Linked DNA regions of Mus musculus: region 2 is linked to region 1. Evidence: chromatin loops called from intact Hi-C (ENCODE). Cell type or tissue: left cerebral cortex. All regions are shown on one strand.

Region 1 (8,000 bases):
ACTTCTATTATTACATTTATTCATTTGTGCCAGGCAGGGCTGTGGGTATATAAGTGTGCAGTTATGAATGTATCATACAGGAGCTGTAGCACACATGAGGAAGTCAGAACTTTGTAGAGTTGATTTCTTCCGTTTCCTTCCACCTTGGGGATCTTGGGACTTGAACTCAGGTCGCCAGTCTTGGCAGTATGCACCTTTACCTGCTAAGCCATCTTGCCAATCTTCAAAAAACTAAGGTTTGTAAGAAACAGGTTCAAGAGATCTACAGTGCAATGCGGGGACCATGACTAAGAACCACGCACACAGAACTTGAAAATTGTCAAGAGCAAACACTTAAATCACAGGATTACCAGTTTGCAACTTGAGACCAGGAGAGCAGACGCCTAATGCCAAGAAGACTGAAGTCCTTTTAGAGATGATAAGGACCAACCCGAGCATTGGAGGCATGCTTACCCACTTCTTCCAATCCTTTTATTCATCAAGCTGAGGCCCACACAAGGCCCGACCCCAGTATGTTCACTTACCCTGTGTCCTGGTTTGCTTCCTACTGCCATGACCAAAAGCAACCTGGGTAGGAAAGGGTTTATTCCATTTTACACAGTTAACCACCAAGGGAAGCCAAGGCAGGAGCGAAAGCAAAGGCCATGGAGGAGCCAATCACTATCTTGCTCTCCACAGCCTGCTCAGCTTGCTTTTTATATGAACCAGGACCAGCTGCCAAGCGGTGGCCCATTTCACATCAATCATTAATCAAGAAAATGCCCCACAGACATACCCATGGGCCAATCTGATAGGGCGATCCCTCGGCTGGGATGGCCTCTTCCCAGGTGACTCTTTCTCGTGTCATTCCCATACTCCAAACTTCCTTGAAAGTGGTCCTTCTAGCGTTTGAGGGGCAGGTTTTCAGTCTCTTCATCCCATCATTTAACCCCAGCTCCACCCACTTCAGCTCTGGGTTGGTTTGGCTAGGCTTGGACCATGGGAAGTGGCACTATTAAGAGATGTGGCTTTATTGGAGGAGGTATAGCCTTTTAGAGAAAGTGTGTCACTGTGGAGGCAGGGCTTTGAGGTCTCACATAAGTGCTCAAAGCTGACCAGTGTGTTCCGGACCCTCATGGGACTAACCTCAGCTCTTAGAATGACTAAAGTGTCTTTTCTGATGACCCCTGCTCTTATAGAATTCTCTCTCTCTCTCTCTCTCTCTCTCTCTCTCTCTCTCTCTCTCTCTCTCTCTCTCTCTCGTGTATGAGGGGGCATCTTTACCTACTTAGCTATCTCATCAAACCCCCCACCTTACCTTCCTCTTCAAATGTAACTAACCTGGCTTTAAATATGAGTCTTGTTATTTCCTCCCCCCAGGTACTGCTCATCTCAGGGAACAAAGGGTGTCATGCCCTCTCTGCTCCACCATCCTCATGGGGACAAGGTATTTGCATCTGCTCCATGTTTCTCCATCTTGCACCTATGCACCTATAGTTTGAGGCAGAGCCAGTCCAGGGGAGCTTTCTCTGGTAGCGTAAGGGCCAGAACCAGGTGACAACCATAGGAATGGAAGGCCATGGAGTTGAGACAACCTGCACTTAATCTGAATGTAGAGTGGTAGGGTCGTCGGCTTTTCCCAGGGGCTGTGCACACCAGTACTCTCTCATTTCCTCAGATTTGGAAGCTGGTGACTAGATACCTCCAGGGAAGTCCCCACACTACCATGACTGTTCCCTCAAGAATCCATACCCAGGCTCCTTCTCCAGAACCAAGTCTGTTCTGACTGACTGAGGGTCTTATCAGGAGAAATGGCTGTGCACACTGGATCTCATTTGCCCCACCCTGATGATCTGTGTACTAAGGCTAAGGCAGAGGTCCTGTCTGAGACTCAACTTGCTCACCTATAAGAAGTAAGGACTGAGAGAGAGATTTCTCAAAAGGGAATCCAGGAATCTAGGACTTGCTGACCAACCAGCTCCAGGTCAATGAGATACTGTGTCAAAAAAAATAAATAAATAAAAAATGACAGCACCTGAGGAACAACACAGGAGGTTGTTCTCTGGCCTAAACACACACACACACACACCACACACCACACCACACACACACACACTTCTCCAGCAGCAATGCATTTCATGTGTGTGAGTTTGTACACTATTTTTTTCAAATAATTTTCTAGATCCATCTGAATGACTTAAAAATCAAGTCACTGCATAATTTCAGTGTCTGCATTTATATCTGAATCCACAATCACCAGCCAGAAACTCTGTCACACAGGAGGCTGAGGCACTGGGCTAAGCTGGCTCTGAGAGAAGGGAAATGACCTCCCAGCTGCTGTGACTAGGGTGTTCCTGCAGCACAAATGGAAGAAAAGCTTATCAATAGACACCCACAATGATCATGTGCCGGGAGGACACTGCTGGAGTCCACCACAGTCTTGGTACCAGCACATGCGTGTTACACAGTGACAAGGTTATTTTGACTTTCTTGATTCTGTGTTTACGTCTGCTTTTCCTAGTTGAAGCAGTACGGAAGCGTGTCAGTAAGAAGTTTTACACCAGCTCTCTGGTGGTGGAGACAGGTGATTGATGGTTGTGGCTTGCTCCCTGCTAGCCTAGCTCCAGGTTCAATGAGAGATGCTGCCTCAAGGGAATATGATGGAGAGTCACAGAATGGGACACCTGACTCCTCCTCTGGCCTTTGCACAGACATGGGCTTGCTTACTGGGTCTCCCCATCTCCAGCTACTATTGCTCTCTCAGAAATCACAGACAGACAGACAGACAGACAGACAGACGGACGCACGCGAGGGCACACACACACACACACACACACACACACACACACGAGGCATATGTGAACTTTTAAAAGGAGAGAGAGAGGCACCAATAATAAGATGCAATACATTTTTTTAAATTTTTAAGTTATTTTTTATGGAATCCAGGACTTGCTGACTAACCAGCTTTGCTGCTTAGAAAGCTCCAGAACTCTTCCGGGGACGGTGCTCAGAGGCACTCAGGATGGTCCAGCGTTTGACATACCGCCGTAGGCTTTCCTACAACACAGCCTCTAACAAAACTAGGCTGTCTCGAACCCCTGGCAACAGGATTGTTTACCTCTACACCAAGAAGGTTGGGAAAGCACCTAAATCCGCATGTGGCGTGTGCCCAGGCAGACTTCGAGGGGTTCGTGCTGTGCGGCCCAAAGTCCTTATGAGACTGTCTAAGACACAGAAGCACGTCAGCAGGGCCTATGGCGGCTCCATGTGTGCCAAGTGTGTCCGTGACAGGATCAAGCGGGCTTTCCTTATTGAGGAGCAGAAAATCGTTGTGAAAGTGTTGAAGGCACAAGCACAGAGTCAGAAAGCAAAATAGATATGCACATTTTTTAAGTAATAAAAATCAAGACTTGATCTAAAAAAAAAAAAAAAAAAAAAAAAAAAAAAAAAAAAAAAAAAAAAAAGAAAGCTCCAGAACAATGAAAGAGCCTGTCTAAAAAAAATAAAATAAAACAGGGCAGAGCCTGCTGAACAGCACCTGAGGTTGTCCTCTGGGACAAGCCTAGATATGACTCAGTAGTAGAGCACCTGCCTAGCATGTGCAAGGTACTAAGTTCAACCCTCAAACCTTCAGGGTCCCCAGACTTCAGAAAATAAAGTCAGACAGGTGGTTTGCCCATGAGCAATGACAGGAGTGTGGTTGGATTGGCCAGCCCCACCTACTTTAAAGCAAGGACTTTGGATGTGTTCTGCTGCCCTCTGCTGGCTGGGAGAATTATTGCCAGGCTTTCCAGTGGATTTGGAAGGCTTCTTTTCCCCAAGGGAGCCAGAGAGTGCTCACCTTTGCTTGCAGGGTTGCTTACACGCTGCTGGGGTCTGAACCAGAGATACTTAAGCTGAATCGGTTTTACAAGCAACATGATCCCTGATGAGGAGTGAGCCTTGGATCAGAGACAATAGGAAGATAAGAGATGAGGGAGAAGTGACCCTCAACAGGTGGCCTAGCAGCCAAGCTCTGCTTTAAATCTTGACACTGCACCTGTTACAAGGCCCCCACACATGCATGTGTTTCAATGCCTGGCCTTTAGAGGGTGGGACTATTAGGAGGTGGGCCGTCTAGGAAAGCACAGCCAGGTTCTCACACAAAGCAAAGACAGGTGAGGGGGACCAGGGATAAAGAAAAGGGGGGCAAAGAGGAGTGGAGACTAGGAGGAGGCTGGAAACCCAAGGGAACCCCACTGGCTCTCCAGAGTAGCTTCAATGAACACTTCACACAGAACTCAAAGCCATCATCTCCCAGAATCCCAGTTGGCTCCTTTGTAAAATGGACTTGTCACACTGCCATCCGGATCCCATGAATTAATTTCTGTAAAGCAGCAACGGACATATTGTAGGTGATATTAGGAAAACGTTATGACCTCTTACAATTTGTTTACTTGTATGTATTATTATTGCATGTATACGATGTGAGTAGATTCTCTCCTACCACCTTTATGTGGGTTCTAGGGACAAAACTCAGGTGACCAGACATGTGCACAAGGGCTTTGCCTGCTGAACCACCTCAATAGTGCCCACAGGGCTCTTGCTCTACAAAAGTATCTGAAAATTGCCAAACAATTGTTCAGTGCCCAGGATGGTCTGTGCTGAGAGCCAGACTGATCCAAGGCTTTCTCAGAGGCCCCGATGAAAAGACAAAAGGAACCTAGTTCTCTGTCCTTGCTCAGGAGCTGACTTGGCAAGGACAGCCTGGGGCTGAGACCTGGGCCTCAAACGAGTTAGCTTCCGTTCCTAGGAACTTGCCTTCCCCCCTGAAAAGACTGGGGGTTATCATTCCTGAGACAGTGTGTGCTCAGTCTGTACTGCTCTTGAGGCACCTTGGGCTCCCCTTCTCCAACACTGCTTGATAAGCCTCATGTGACTTTGTCCCACTGTATTATAGTTTCTGCTGACTCTGTCCCTTATCTCCTCTGGAAATAGTGTATAGGATGCTGTACTTTCTAATAAGCTTGCTAGGCATAAGGCATAGCTTGTGCAAGACCTCCTGCTCACAAGCTTGATTACCTTCTTTATCTTCTAATATCCCGGTCCTCTCTCAGGACCCTGTCACTGAAGAAGGAGGTCAGCAGTGTGTTGTTGTTGTTCTTTTGTTTTGTTTTACAAAAGTTAAAGGGCTGGGGAGAGAGCTCAGAGGGTAAAGTACTTGCTTTGCAAGCCCAAGAACCTAAATTTGGATCCCCTGATCCCAAGTAAAGGCCAGATGAGGCAGTGTGCAATCCCAGCACTCCTGCAGCAAGACGAGAGGAAAAGACAGGGATCCCAGGAAGTCTTCAGGCCGGCTAGACTGCCCTAGGCAGCAGTGAACAACAGACCCTGTCTCCAACAGCACATGCACAAATGCAAAACGATAGTAAGACATAGTCATAGGTCTCAAGCAGTACGGTGGCCCCTGAGCATTTAATCTGTCACACTCATTTGGTAAGTGGCCCCTAGTGGTTCCATGTGTCTGATACTGTGGATGGTAGTATTCCAGGAACTGTGATGTGCTATATTGCCTGTAAGGGGTCACTATTGTTCCTTTAGCATGGCCCTACCATCCCCCACCCCAATAGGTCCAGTATTCCTATTCTTCCCTCCTGAATACTGGTTCTCAATGGCTATTTTTCTAGTAGTGGGTTCTCTCTAGCCTTCCCCTCAGGACTAGAGAGATGTAATCTGGCATGTTCTGGTGGGACACACCAATCAGATTGGTCCTGGATGGCCAGCACTCTCAGACCTTTGAGGGAAGATGCTCCTGAGGCCCAGTAGATGAGCAGCCATAGGGTGGAGCAGTAGCATCTTCTAGTGCCAAAAATATTTCCTCTACTCACTTCTGTCTTTCTAGAGGGAAGGTCACTATCCAAGGCATGGTGATTGCTACTGCTATTTGTGGGCCTGCATTTGCCTGAAATCTCTCCTGCTGCCCATAAGATCTGAGCCCAGTAACGTAAATAACTGAAAAGCTAGCTGGCTTGGCTGGTACACTGATGCCACCATGACTTTCTGTTCTCCACAACCTTCAATTTAGTGATCAACTTCTATCCACACCATCAGTACAGGTTTCCTTGCTCCCCTGCCTGCTCTGCTGAGCCAACCTGGTGCAGCAGAGGGATGTGACCCAGGCCTCAGCATCACCTCTCAGAGGCCAATGGGTCTACATTCAACCTACAGCTCTGATCTGCCCAAGAGCCGTTCAGAGCCTCCATCCAACTAACAGAGGAACATCCCCAATGCTTCAGCAGGTTAAAAACAAGTTCAGGAGAACCAAGGCTCTGAATTTGGTTTGGTGGCTGAATACACTGAGAGCCAGAGATGCTAAGACCCAGGCCAGTATGTAGGTGAACAGGCCTGTGTCACAGGGCTGTGATCTGACCCCTTTGAGCTGAAGCTGACCCCATGTCCAAAAGGCTGGCCATGTGAAGCCCCTGAAACTTGCATATTAGGCAAGGATACTGATGAATCTTTCAACATCAGCCCCCTCTACCCCAGTTCACTCTACCCCTTATAGAACAAAGGCAAGGAAACAGGAAAGAACTGTAGTAGCTTTCCCCAGAAGCAAGGGCACATCTCCTTGGGACAAGAGTATACAGAGTTTTAAAGACACAAATTTACCATGGAACTTTCTATATAGACCAGGCTGGCCTAGAACTTGCAGAGACCTGTCTGTCTCTTCCTCCTGAATGCTGGAATTAAAGGCATGTGCTACCACATCCAGCTGGAACAAGAAACTAAAAAACAAAACAAAACAAAACAAAACAAAACAAAACACCCACCTTACCTTTATCATTTTTAATCACATATTGGTATGTGTATCTGTGTACAAGTACACTGCCTACAGAGGTGTCAAAATCCTACAGCTGAAGTTATAGATGGTTGTGAGCCACCTGACATGGGCACTGGGAACTAAATTTGGGTCCCCTGGAAGAGCAGCAAGAGTTCCTAACTACTGAGACATCTTGTCCCAGCCAGCCCTGGGACAAGAGTCTTCAATCCCATTCCAGCCTGGCTATTCTGAGGGGTTCACTACACAATCTTTCCACCGCTGGGACAGGCCCTCAATGGTGACCCGCAGCATCTGTGTCCAGTCATCTCCTCTCCGCATTGGGATACAGCGTGTCTCCTTGTGCTCCAGGGCCAGGATCTCTGCGGGAGTCTCTGGGGTCAGCCCAGCCGCCTGGACTGCTTCTGGGAATTTGACTGCTGAGGCAGAGGCCAGGCAGCACCTGATGCTATTGGGGATTGGGGTAGGACAGGAGAGAACAGGTATAAGGATGGGAAAGGAGAAGACAGAGGAAGGAGTACCAGGGGAAAGGTTAGGGGCAGAGTAGGGCAGAGAGCAGAGAGAGACAAAGACATGATTAATACCTTGAACTAGTTTATATAGTAAGCCTGCAAAGTATCCCAATAAAAACCCAGTTCACCCATCATCCCTGTCATGACCTGGGATGCAGTTCACACCTCTTCTAAGCACAGCTCTAGTTCTTGGGTACAGAACCCACCACGCCTACTGATGTCACTATCCTTAGTCTTGCATGCCCTGCTTGGGGGAGAGGCTTGCCCCCAGTGCCCCAGATTGCATTGCTGGTACCTGGACTGTCCACTGTCAGTCTGCTGGTAATGGTAGTTCACCGCTGTGGCCGAGTGGGGGCACAGTAGGTACTGGTTTTCCTCCCAGCAGCGGGCCATAGTCTGGGTGATGGCCTCATCAGTCACAGACTCAGATGTCACTGCCTCTGAAAGCTGAGAGGTCACAGGGCAGGGGTGGACATTGGGATTGGTGAATCACAGAAGGACCAGACCCCTGCTGCATACACAGCCACACCAGGAACTCACAGTAAAATCAGTCCATGAGTTCTGAGACAATTACAGTTTGGGGCCTACATAGCAGAAGGATTTGTAGACGTTTTGGGTACGTTTCAATGTATTTAGCAGATGAATTAACACACAGTCTTGTTCTACAGCCTGATACAAGTCATGGGTGTCCA
Region 2 (8,000 bases), 94 kb before region 1:
GACATGAGAACCTAGTTTGAATTCCCACAACCCACATAAAAATCCTTTCTCCAGTGCTGGGGAGGCAGGCAAGAGAATCCCTTGGGCTTGCTGGACAGCCAACCTAGCAAGCTCAGTGCGCTCTGGGTCCACTGAGAGACCCTATCTCAAAAAAAAAAAAAAAATGAGGTGGAGAGGAGGCTGGTGAGATGGCTCAGCAGGTGAAGGTGCTTGTCACCAAGTCTGATGACCTGAATGACATCCCCAGAACCCACCTGGTAGAAGGAGAGGCCTGACTCCCACAAGCTGCCCTCAGATCTCTACATACACTGTAAGGTGTGTGCCAACACACACCTACACTTAATTAATTAATTAAAAATTAATTGCTAAAAAGAAAGGAAAATAAGGTGGGAGGTGATTGAGGAAGACAGCAATGTCTGCTTCTATGCGCACGCTCACACATCCACATGCATACCGCATACACACATGCACAAAGAGAAGTGTCTACATATCCAAATAAACAAATACAATTTTACAAATTCTTTTATAAACTCTTAGAATTAGCAGAAGAAATTATAGGAGAGAAAGAGAAAAAAAGATTTTTCCATAGTTCCTTGAGGACATGTGTTAAACACTCCCTAACATGGTAACTAGTGTTATTACATGAAGGTTTTTGGGGAAAAGGCTTGTAGTCCAGAAAATTAGTAACCTGGTGTGATAGCACACATCTTTAATCCCAGTACTTGGGAGGCAGAGACAGATCCCTGTAGTCAAAGCTAGCCTGGTCTACAGAGGAGTTCTAGGACAGCCAGGGCTACACCTGTCTCAAAACCCAATCCCACACCACCCCTTAAGAAAAAACAAATAGTGACTCATAAGGCATTAGAGCATCTCAGGAAATCAGGACAGACGCGATCTTTGCTTTGGGTTTTAGTTTGGCAGGCCACACAAACCTGCTGCACGGAGGAGGCAGAGAAGTAGGGTGGCTCTCTATTCCCCAGACTTCTAGTAGAAGGGGCCTAAAAAGGGCAATTGTCTGTCCCTTTGTCCTCATTAATGACTTTAATTAAAGCCAGGGTTCTCTGGCAGGACAACTTCCACCCAGCATGCAGGGCAAATCCCTTCCCCACTGGGCGCAGTCATCAAGCAGATTCGTGTGGGCGGCAGGGACACGGATTTCCAGGCGTGGATGTAGAATGTCCAGGTGATGTAGCTGAGGCCATCTGCAGATGCTCCGTGGCCCTCTGGGCACATGGTTAGTATAAACCTGAGTTTTACTGCTCTTGGTTCATCTGAAGCTGCCAGCAATTGGAGCCCACTCTAGAGCCTGCACCTGGACCAAGTCTTTAGACCTTGGACAGGCTGGAATTGGCCAGTTTAATGAGCTAACCTCATGTATCTAGGTAAAAGGAATCGACCCACAGTCTTGCATTGTTGCTAGGCCTTTGAAGTCACACAGAACCTGTTCTGATCTGTTGGAATTATGGATCAGCAACATCCCCCAGACCCTGATAATCTTCCCGATGGTCGCCACTGAACTGCAGACAAGAATGAAGATTACTGATCAATATCACTATCCATACTGTATTAGTCCTTTTTATCTTTGCTGTGATCAAATATCTTTTGAGATATAAGAAAACAACGTAAATGAATTCTGATTCTGGCTCACAAGTTTCCGAGGGTTGTTTGGCTGACTGAGTTTCAAAGCCGTTGGCAGGCACTTTTTTTTTTTTTTTTTTCCTTTCACTTTGTCAGGTACAGGAAGCAGAGAGTAAGACAGGTTGAACTCAGGGGCAAGGGGTCCTCTCCAACCCATTTCCTCTAACTATGTCCCATCTGCTATAGTTGTCATAATTTTCCAAACTAGAGCCAGTAGCTAGGGGCCAAATGTTAACACATGGGCTTGTGACAACACTCCATATCCAAGCCATCATAAATAGATTAATTGAAAAAAAATGTGGTTTCAAAGTGGCACCACCCAGGGTCTAGTGAGTTGGCCCCGCAGGTAAAGATGCCTTTTTTAAAAAAAATATTTATTTTAAGTAAATACGTATGCCTGTGCACCACATTTGTGCTTGGTGCCCAAGGAGGTTAGGAGAGGGCGTTGGAGCTCCAGGAACTGGAGTCACGGACAGTTGAACCAGGTGCTGGGAATGGAACCTGGGTCCTCTGTAAGGACAATAAATGTTCGTAACTGCTGAGCCATCTCTTCAGCCCTTGCCTTGAAACCTAATGATCATGGTTCAATTTCTGGGTCCCACAAAGTAAAAGGCAAAAAAAAAAAACCATCTAATGTAAATTGTTCATGAAATGTCCACACACATGGTTTGGTATGTTTGTGTGAACATACATACATACTCAAATAAATACATGACAAAGTTACTTTGCTAGGATTCAAATGCAGCTCAGTTGGTAAACTGCTTGCTTGGTATTCACGAAGCCCTAGGCTGGATCCCTACATTGACTAAACCAGGCAGAGGAGCCTGTACTCCCAGCATTTGGGAGGTGGAGGCAGGAGGAGTGCTATAAGTTTGAGTTCAATCTGATCTACACAATGAGCCGTCCACCCCACCAGGATAACTAGACGCTGTCTCAGAGAACAAACCAAGAGAAGTTGTAACATTTAATTTCAGTGTAGTGACTCCTAAGGGTGATTTCCATATTTCCTGCAGTTCAATCGTCATCAAGTAAACACTGTGAGTTACTAAGAATGAGTAGGAGCTGGAGAGAAGGCTTAGTGAGTCACTGCTCCTGCAGGGGACCCACGTTTGGACCTGCGAATGCCCACAAGTGGCTCACAACTGCCTGTAACTCCAGTTCCATGGGATCAGACTTGCTCTGACCTCCTCAGGCATCTGGACACAAAATGTGCACATAAACTTATGTGTCCCAGAGAATGCTCCCCCCACCCCACCCCACCCCGAATAAGCATTACACCTGTTCTCAGCCTCTCCTCTGGTTCTTTGAACATACCCAGCCTTTCTGCAAACTATTCCTTTTTGTTTGTTTGGTTTGTTTGTTTGTTTGTTTCTGTGTTTGAGATAATCTGCTATATAGCATAAGATGGCCTGGAACTCACTGTGTAGACTAATCTCGCCTCAAATTTGGTGAGATTCTCTTGCCTCTGCCTCAGTTGGGTGTCTCCTTCTTTGTTTCGGTGAGAAAGTCTTATCTAGCCATGGCTGGCCTTAAGTTCATGGTCCCCTGGCTTCTATCTCCCAAGTGTTGCAATTATAGCCTGCACAGCCCCATACATAGCCCAGCCCGAGTCTCAGTTTCTGTCTGAAAAAAAGAAGATTATATAACAATTATCTTTTGAGAGTGGTTGTAGTGACTAAATGAGGTAAGGGGTGAAATTACTGTACTTAGTAAAAGCTCAATAATAGTAACTGAGCCAGATGGATTAAGAGTTTGAGGCCAAAGTAGTCTACATATGAGACCCTGTCTCCGAAAAACTAGATGAATAAACTAATGAGTGAGGGCTTAACACAGAATAAGCGGTAAGTAAAATGTACTAACTTCAATGTTATTCGGGTTTATCTGGACACCAAGGGAGTGGAGGAGTGAAAGGAGGGCTTTCAGAACTACTGCTTTTCCAAGATCTGCCAACAGAGGGCAGCATTATAAATCAGGCAGCTCCGAGTGCTGATTTTACCCATAAGCTGTGCAACATTTGGAAGGTGATTTCACGTCTCTGAACCTCTGCATTTCTTCTGTAACAGGGTACAAGGTACTTAAAAGAAGAGGCTAGCCTTGTCTTCAGGCCACAGAAGACTTCTTGGCTTCCATACATTTGTTTTTAAAGATACACCACATTGGGCCAATATTGAACATCTTACACATTCTGATCGCAGTCCATCATTGAAGAAAGCCAAGGCAAGAACTCAAGCAGAGCAGGAACCTGAAAGCAGGAACTGAAGCAGAGAGCACAGAGACCACTGGCTGGCTCTTGTTGTTTTTGTTTTAAATACAACTCAGTACCACTAGGTCAGGTTGACATTGCCCACAGCGGGCTGGGCCTTCCTACATCAATCAAGAAAATGCCCCACAGATGTGTCCATAGGCCAACATGAATGAAGCATTTTCCCAATGAAGGTTCCCTATTTCAGATGATCTGAGCTTGTATTAAGTTGACAAAAACTAACTAACACAGATATGGAAAATTATTTTACTTTGATGTCTGCTAATGAATGACAGAGGAAAACGATCCTGGTTATGGAAGCAAATTTCACGATCTTGAAGTTGTTGACTCAACATTCATCCACAGATTCAGTGTAATCCCAACCAAATACAAGTTAGGAAAGTACTAGCTCACTAGCAGGCAGTTCCATTTAAAGGCTATAAAACTGGGTGTACTTATGAACACCGTTAATCCCAGTATTTGGGAGGCAGAAGAACTCTTGTGAGTACGAGGCCAGCTAGGGCAACATGATGAGACTGTATCAATTTTAAGAAGTTGAGATAGTATTCTACACAGCTTAGTAGTAAAAACACTAACAGTGTGCTGGCTACTTTTATGTCAACTTGACACACAAGCTAGAGCCATCAGAGAGGAGCAACCCCCAATGGAGAGAATGCCTCTATAAGCTCAGGCTGGAGGCAGACAGGCTTGCAGTGCATTTTCTCTCTCTCTCTCTCTCTCTTTCTTTCTTTCTTTCTTTCTTTCTTTGTCTTTTTATTTATTATATGTAAGTACACTGTAGCTGTCTTCAGATCTCATTATGGGTGGTTGTGAGCCACCATGTGGTTGCTGGGATTTGAACTCAGGACCTCTGGAAGATGCAGTCAGTGCTCTTACCCGCTGAGCCATCTCACCAGCCCCGCATTGTATTTTCTTAATGATAGGCTCCATCATGGGTGGGATCACTCCTGGACTGGTGGTGCAGGGTTCTATAAGAAAGCAGGTTCAGCAAACTATGGGGAGCAAGCCAGTAAGCAGCACCCCTCCAAGACTTCTGCATCAGCTCCTGCCTCCAGGTTCTTGCCCTGTTTAAGTTCCTGCCCTCACTGCTTTTGATGACGAACTGTTATGTGGAGGTAGAAGTAAAATAAATTCATTCCTCCCCAATTTGCTTTTGGGTCATGGTGTTTCATCACAGCAAGAGTAACCCTAACTAAGACAGTTGGGAAAGGGAAGAGAGTGGACTGAGGGACTTTAGGGAAAGTCCTAGACAAACAAACCTAAAGGCAAGTTAATGGGAAACTCAGCACATTAAGACATGAATTAATTTAAGGAAAAAATAGAACAAAATCTAGAATCTAGACATAAAGCAAGATACCAATTAGACGGAATATTGGACTGTGGATAGCAAGAGTGTTTGTAACAGAAAATAGAGACAGACTTTTCAGAAATAAGGGCTGAATTCAGGCAAGTGCCTCACAACTGAGCCATACCTTGTCTCTCCTTTTTTTGTTAGCAGTTTTACTGAATTGCCCTGGCTTGCTTTAAACGTTTGATCCTCCTGCCTCAGCATCCTGAGCAGCTGAGACTGCTGGCATGAGTGTCTGCACCTGCTGAGGGAAGGCTTTCTTCTTTAAAATGTTTTTTATTTGTTGATTATTACTGTATGTGTATGGATCCTTTGCCTGCCAGGAAAGGCTGTTAGGTTCCCTAGAACTGGAATTACAAAGAGTTGTGAGCCACCAATGATCCAGAATCAAACTTGGATCTCCTGAAAGAGCATCCAGTGCTCTTAACCTTTGAGCATTGTGCCAGTGGCCATGAAAGACAGTTTAAAAACACGAAACCTCCAAATACTAAAGTAAAGCCAAATAAAGTGCTCCCTGTCATGGTTAATCATGGCTAATCATGGCTAACTGTGGCTAATCTTCATGGTCAACTTGATAGGATCTGGCGTCACCTAGGAGACAACCTTCTGGGCACACTTGTGAGGAATTGTCTAGATCAGGTTAGCTGAGGTGGGAAGACCCATCCATTGTGGGCTGCACTGTTCTGTGGAGAGGTGTTCTAGACTGAATAAAAAGGAGAAAATGCACAGAACCCAAACTTCCAGCCCCTGCTGCTTCCTAACTGTGGATGAATGTGACCAGCTGCCTCGGGCTCCAGGACCCATCCCTTTCCTGTTGTGATAAGCTGTACCCTAAGATGGCAAGCAGAAAGAAACCCTTCCTTTCTTAAGTTTAGCTTCTCAGGGTCTCTTATTACAGCATTAGGAAAAGTAACTTATTACCCCCCCCCACCAAAAAAACCTTTTGATAAATTGATTATACCAAATTTGAGAGGTTCGTATTTGGTAAAGAAAATCAGAGGCACAGTGACAAGTAACAGGTTGGAAAAGTCTATTTTTAGTCTAAGGAGTGAGAAATTACTGTCTAAAGGACATAAGGAACTCTGTAGAACAACACAAAAATACAGGAACTGTAGTAGAAATACATGTAACAGCCATGAATAGGTAAAAAAGAGGCACGAAAGTCATGCTAGCAGACGTAAGGTTAAATAATTAAACCAATGATAACCAGAGAAGTGCAAATTAAAAGGATTACCAGAAAACACCTTTTAATACCTTATTCTATTCTATTCTATTCTATTCTATTCTATTCTATTCTATTCTATTCTATTCTATTCTATGTGTATGGGTGATTGCTTGCATGCATGCCTGGTGCCTGCAGAGACCATAAGAGGGCATCAGATTCCCTGGCACTGGAGTTACAGATTTTTGTGAGCTGCCATGTGGATGCTGGGAATTGAACCTAGATTCTCTAGAAAAGCAATCAGCCTTCTTAACTACTGAGGCATCAGCTCCAGAAAACACTCCTGCTATGCATTAACAAAAAATGAAATATCTGGATAATAACCAGGTATGGCTGAGGAAGTGTGGATTTAGGAACTGTCACATACAACTAGTGGGAGTATCACTGATGTGTCCACTCTAAAGAACTAAGCGTCTGGAAACTAGAACTAGAACTAGAACTAGAACTAGAACTAGAACTAGAACTAGAACTAGAACTAGAACTAGAAATTGTCCCATGCACAAGTGGTGTTGCTTGTAAGCTCTGAGTGTTGGAAGTAATCAGGTGTTCATCATCAGGGGACTAGAATGGTGACATGCTTCAGATACATCTATAGTAGCTAGAATAGTAGTACTCTAGACATACATAGCTCAAGATGGCTATATCTTGTCATGTTGAGAAAATGGAAGCAGACTAAAATATGTACAAGTGAACAGCATTTATCAAAAATATTTTTTGATATCACACAAGAGCAGATATGTACATCTGACATATCAGAACAGCTGCATGTGGAGTAAGAGAACAACTGACCAATGCAAAGAAAAGTATGTGAAAAAAAGATTGGGTAGATGGATAAATGGTGGGGGATGGGGGTGGATGAATGGAAGAATGAATGGATGGAATGACTGATAGATGGAGAGATGATATGTGGGAGGGTGGATAGAAGAATGGATGGACAGAATGAATGATAGATGGAGGGATGGATGGGTAGGTGGGTAGATGGGTAGAATGACTGATGGATGGATGGATGGGTAGGTGGGTAGATGGGTAGAATGACTGATGGATGGATGGATGGATGGATGGATGAAATGACTGATAGATGGAGGGATGGATGGGTGGATGGGTACCTGAGTGGGTGGGTGTATGAAAGGAAGAATGAAAGAATGGATGTGTGGATTCATACATGCACACTTGATTGGGTAGATGGGTGAATGGTAGACCATGGATAGAAAGAAGAATGGAAGAATGGATGGACAGATTTCTCACAAGAGAGGGACCATATTTAAAGTGATGGTGTATATAGCTCAACAATGTATGATTTCCTTAGTCCTCTGCATTAGAAGTGCCATCCAAACTGTACTTCAAATACTTGAAAATAAATTATAGGAATATTGATGGATTTTTACCACTTAAAACATTTCTAGAGTAAACTCTGCTAAAAACATTTAAAAAAAATAGGGTCTTGTTATTCTTCCTAAACTCGTTTGGAATTATAATTATTCAATGCTGGGGTGGAGAGATTGCTCAGCAATTAAGAACTATTCTTTGAA

Evidence for each region. Hi-C counts contacts between places; a loop is a spot of excess contacts. Peaks named below come from ENCODE experiments on the same cell type or tissue, not always from the same donor. Only the 100,000 strongest peaks of a DNase experiment are listed, where the experiment ranks them.
Region 2: a loop joins it to region 1, with 7 times the contacts of the local background. A loop is called at or near these places in 29 of 42 quality-filtered maps.

The regions. Positions count from the first base shown.
Region 1 is chr6:71,121,609-71,129,608 of GRCm38, forward strand. It overlaps Rpl34-ps1 (ribosomal protein L34, pseudogene 1), which reads left to right and starts at 2,981. Exons shown (of 1, transcript NM_001199350.1): 1 at 2,981-3,393. The coding sequence starts at 3,002. The coding sequence ends at 3,355. Thnsl2 (threonine synthase-like 2 (bacterial)) reads right to left here. Exons shown (of 9, transcript NM_001033929.2): 8 at 7,604-7,755; 9 at 6,558-7,244. The coding sequence ends at 7,022. In left cerebral cortex, CTCF peaks have their summits at 3,747 (motif pointing left) and 7,651; a DNase peak (open chromatin) is centred at 3,740.
Region 2 is chr6:71,027,144-71,035,143 of GRCm38, forward strand. No RefSeq gene overlaps it. Among named protein-coding and RNA genes, the nearest start is that of Gm23485, 8.6 kb to the right of the region's middle. In left cerebral cortex, a CTCF peak has its summit at 3,588 (motif pointing right); DNase peaks (open chromatin) are centred at 2,646 and 3,595.